Linked DNA regions of Homo sapiens: region 2 is linked to region 1. Evidence: read pairs that join two places in POLR2A ChIA-PET (ENCODE). Cell type or tissue: PC-3. All regions are shown on one strand.

The links. ChIA-PET counts read pairs that join two places held together with the same protein. Peaks named below come from ENCODE experiments on the same cell type or tissue, not always from the same donor. Only the 100,000 strongest peaks of a DNase experiment are listed, where the experiment ranks them.
Region 2: POLR2A ChIA-PET joins it to region 1 with 5 read pairs; 3 of 35 experiments call an interaction of 5 or more read pairs at or near these places.

Annotation. Positions count from the first base shown.
Region 1 is chr12:11,940,663-11,943,162 of GRCh38, reverse strand. No RefSeq gene overlaps it. Among named protein-coding and RNA genes, the nearest start is that of BCL2L14, 130 kb to the left of the region's middle. In PC-3, no CTCF peak of the experiment used is centred here; DNase peaks (open chromatin) are centred at 1,012 and 1,362; H3K4me3 peaks cover 240 bases; H3K27ac peaks cover 1,986 bases.
Region 2 is chr12:11,829,718-11,832,217 of GRCh38, reverse strand. The region is part of intron 2 of ETV6 (ETS variant transcription factor 6); the gene reads right to left. Among named protein-coding and RNA genes, the nearest start is that of ETV6, 180 kb to the right of the region's middle. RefSeq lists an enhancer at 1,736-1,935. In PC-3, no CTCF peak of the experiment used is centred here; no DNase peak of the experiment used is centred here.

The DNA.
Region 1 (2,500 bases):
TGTGACTTGGGGTAATTACTTATCTGAAACCTCACTTTGTTAATTTAAAATATGAGATTAATAATTCATTTTATCACATGATGGTTGCAAAACTTCAATGAGAAATCACAGGTAAAGCACTCGGCATTCAGTAAATGCCTCCAAATGGTAGTTGTTAGTAGCATCATTAATAGATGCTTAATAACTATGTTCCTTGCTCCTACTGCTTTCTCATTTCTTTCTAGAGAATTCCGTCAGTCCTGTGATTTGCCTATTGCATTACATGGTGGATAATTTCTCTTCCAAACTCTCTCCTGTCTGTTCAGCACGCTCAGGCATTTATCATTGCAGGTGGGTATTGATGCAATAATTTTTGTGTCTATGGTTTGCGTCTTAAACCCAAGTTAAGGTTTCTGAAGTTGGGATTCTATTTTATAGCTTTTGAATCCCTACTGGCTTACACAGTGTTGCAATCACAGTAGATGCTCAGTAAATATGGAGTGGCACAGATGAATAACATTTCACCTTAGAATATAATCAGGCCTATGCTGGGATGAAAATAATACCCCCTTAATCGTCACTCTATATTCTACTCCCAATCACCACCACCCCTGCACTCCACATCCTTTTTTTTTTTTTTTTTTTTTTTTTAAAGACAGGGTCTGGTTCTGCTGCCCAGAGTGGAATGCAGTGGTGCAATCTCCACTCAGTGCCATCTCCTCCTCCTGGGCTCAAGCAATCCTCTCATCTCAGCCCCTCGAGCAGCTGGGACTACAGGCACATGCCGCCATGGCTGGCTAATTTTTGTATTTTTTGTAGAGACAGGGTTTTGCCATGTTGTCCAGGCTGGTCTTGAACTCCTGAACTCAAGTGATCCACCTGCCTCCACCTCCCAAAGTGCTGGGTTTACAGGCATGAGCTACCATGCCTGGCCTCTCCACATTCCTTTATACAGGGCTGACCCCACCCAAGCTGGGGCCTACTGTGGTAGCCCAAGCTGGAACAGATTGCTGTGCAAATACTTGGCAAAGTAATCATCTATTTGTGGATAAGCAGAAATTGGCTGTATCCCCAGTAGAGTTTTGAATTGTCACTATTAACACCCATGAGTCACTAACATGGTGGGCCGAGTGATTTTTCTGCTAAGCTTATAGGGCATATTATACTAAAAATGCCACTGGCTTAGTCTGTTTTCTGTTGCTATAACAGAATACCACAGAATGGGTAATTTATAAAGAAAAGAAACTTCTTTCTCACAGTTCTGGAAGCTGGGGTGTCCAAGAGCACAGCACTGGCATCTGGTGAGGGTTGTCCCATGGTGGAAGGGCAGAAGGCAGAAGCAATTGCAGGAGATGAAGAGAGGAAATCAGACCACACCTGTGGTTTTTATCAGGACTCAGCTCCTGTGATGACTAACTGCTCCTGGGATAAGGGCATTAATCCATTCATGAGGATGGAGCTCTCATGGCCTAATCACTTCTTAAAGGCCTCACCTCTTCATACTGTAATGATGGCAATTAATTTCAACACATGAACTTTGGGGGACATAGCAGTTTACAGTCTTGTCCATCTGTCAGATCAGTGTCTGCTCCACTGATGTCACAAATATTTAAATGGGCTTCTTTATTTTTGACCAAGCACATAAGGCCTTTAAGTAATTCCTGGATCCCACATGTGGGTTGGGTTGGGGTTTAAATAAGAGGTGTTATTTTTCTCTTCATGGCTTCCAGGACAAGTTATGGTATGATGAGGGAAGTTAAGGGGGGAAATAAGAAAACTAATCCTGTACTTCTATTCCCTAAGCCAGAACTTTGATCTCACTTCCTAGAAATGGAAGCAGTAGGAACTAGATGGAAGAGCAGATGACTGGAATGACCCTTAACTCAGTGGAATTTAAGCCCCAGAAAACGTTACTTCATTGACCATGCTGTTTCATGTCCACCTTCCAGATCGCTCACAAATGCCTAATTTGACCAGCTCTACTCTGGGACATGCAGGGGAGTGAATTTTGGGAGGCATGGTTCCTGCTTAGTTAGACTGACACAGTGTAAAGTTACCACAGATAGCAGCTTAGTTAGCAGCCTAGGAAAAGAAAAGCCTGGAAGAGAGAAAGGAAAATATCAATTATATCTCTCAATTGTAAAAGTAATTTCTCCCTTCGTAGTTAGTATGCAATCCTTGAGTAATAGTTTCAGGTTGTATGAAAATCCTGATGCCCAACAAAGTTACCCAGTGGCTTCAGCATTTTCTCATGATCCTCGCTGAATCAATGTTTATAAATTGCCCGGACTGACCCTTCAAGCCAGGGCCTGTGAACCTTTACCGTGACCCTTGGACTCTGTGTCCTTCTTTATTTTGGAGAGGGAGGGAAGAGATCCCAGGCTCAACTTGCACTCCAGTCCTAGACCTGGAGCCCTTGTTCTTTTTAGTGGAGAATGATGTTTAGAAACCAACATCTGGTTGTTGGATGTGCTCATTGCTATTGGTGTGTCATTACACCTAAGCCCTTTCAATGAAAGTG
Region 2 (2,500 bases), 110 kb after region 1:
TGCTGATGTTACCCCATCCAACCCCATCAGCAGGCTGACATCATGCTTATTCTTATCCTGCTGCCCACATTTATTGTTTTCTTAAGCGTATTCCATGGTTTTCAGCTCACTTACGTTTTAAAATTCTAGAGCTCAGAAACTCTCCTTTATATGTTTCTTTTCATTAAGTTGCTTTTTCATCCATTATATACATCTTTTTAAAAATCGGAGCTCATTAGACTGGTACTCACAAAACAGTGAGAAGATAAATTGGCATCATCTCTCTGGCAAACAACTTAGTGATATTTTAAGAACCCTGTAAATGTTAACTTCTCAGAATCTACCTTAAAGAAATAACTTAGTATGTGGAAGAATCTTTCATGCACAAAGATGTCTATTGCAGTGTTATTTTTAATAATGAAAAACTAGGAACAGCAATAAGGAAATAAGTAATAGTTACTGACAATATCTATGATAGAAAATTAATGCAGCCAGTAACATGATGAAGAGTATGTATTCATATTGAAAAATAGTATGTGTACATATGTAATAATCTCAATGCATAGAAAAATACAATGAAACGTAAAAATATTCAAAGAATTGACACTCAGTAAAATTGTAGGTGATATTCCCTGTCTCCTTTTCCTTTTTTCTTTCTTATTTCTCATTCTCTATTAAGCATGTTTTACTTTTATATTTAAAAAACTATTTAAGGGCTGGGTGTGGTGGCTCACACCTGTAATCCCAGCACTTTGGGAGGCCAAGGCCGGTGGATTGCTTGAGGTCAGGAGTTTGAGACCAGCCTGGCCAACACGGTGAAACACTGTCTCTACTGAAATACAAAAATTAGCTGGGCATGGTGGCAGGCGCCTGTAATCCCAGCTACTTGGGAAGCTGAGGCAAGAGAATTGCTTGAACCCAAGAGGTGGAGTTTGCAGTGAGCCGAGATTGCACCACTGCACTCCAGCCTGGGCAACAGAGTGAGACTCTATTTCAAAACAAACAAACACACACACAGACACACACAGACACAGACACACACACACACAAACTATTTAAAAATTGAGCTAATCAGAGAATATCCCCAATATCGCCTCATCAGTTTCTTTAGTTGTCTCCCTTCCTTCTTATTCCAATAAGGGTCATATGCAGTTGATAAGTCAGGATTTCATTTTCAAGAGCAGCCCAAATGACTCTGAGTTGTGTCTCAGCATTCAGATCATGAGATCATAAATACTTTTCCCTACATTTTAAAAATTTGTCTTAAGTCAAGAAAACACATCTGTTCTTGTCTCTCATTTCCCTTCCCCAATCCTAAAATCATGTTTTTATTCTCACCCTCTGCTATCATTTCTACTTTTCCAGACAATTCCTCATTTGTCAGATTTGAGTGCAAATTAGCAATGCTCCTCAATGCATCTTCCACCTTCTGGGAGATGAAATTGTGAATTGTTAGGTACATGTGTTAAGAGTTAACATGTCCATGCATGTAGCTGAAGGGGATTTTGCAGTGATTTGCACACGGTGCCTGGCACATAACAGTCCCCAGGTTTAATGCCAGACTGTACAGCCAAAGATTTCCATTCCTAGGCAGTCCACATCTGAGCCAGCTCTGCAGTCTGTGATTGGCACCCCTCTCCTCCCCGACACATCTGATCACTTACTCCAGCTCTGGCTTTGATGGTCAGGACACTCAGCTCTGTGCAGTTCAAAACATTACCAGATGCTTCCGCATCCATGTCATGCCATCATCTATTCTGCGAGGGAGCTAAAGCTGGCACAACTGTATTTTCAGAAGAAACTGAAGTTCAGAAATCGAGGGACTTTCCCAAGGTCACAATGAACCTAAGACCAAAACTCCAGCTCCAGGCTTTCTGTATTACCCAGTGAACTTCCCCTGGGTTAAAGGAAATAATGGATGTAAAAGCCCCTTGCACTCTAAAATGCACTGTAAAAATGTTAAGGGAATGAGGAATAATAAACCATAAACTCAACTTCTCATGGCAGGCCTGGTCTAGCTGCAGATCCCGAATACTGCTCGGTGCCCACAGAGCACCTTCTGACCTCTGCTTGCCGAGGGCAGGGTTTACTTAGAGTTCTTCCCTGTGTACTCTGCCCTTCAAAAGAAAACCAAGTGTCCTCAGAGCCCTTCAAGCTGCTTCCCAGAGGCACTTTTCCGGAGACTTTTCTGCCTCCTTTCCCTTCCCCACCGGCCTGCTCTCTGCAAATCTGCTCAAAACCCCCAGGCCAGCCTTGGATGCATTCTGACAAGCTCCACATCTCACTCCTCTGGGTCTGCCTGTAATCTTGAATGTGCTATCTGACCAAAGCTGCTTTCTGCAAACAAATCCTGTCACTAGGGAATTGGAAGTTCCAAAACATTTCCTATTTCTGTCCTCAAGGTTAGCCTGTATCTCAGCACTAAGTTTCCAAGTGGAGGTCGGAAGGTTATACTCATGTCTTTCAGCCCAAAGTCCAAGAACAAGAACACTCTATGTTCATGTTCAGATCCAAAGTCACA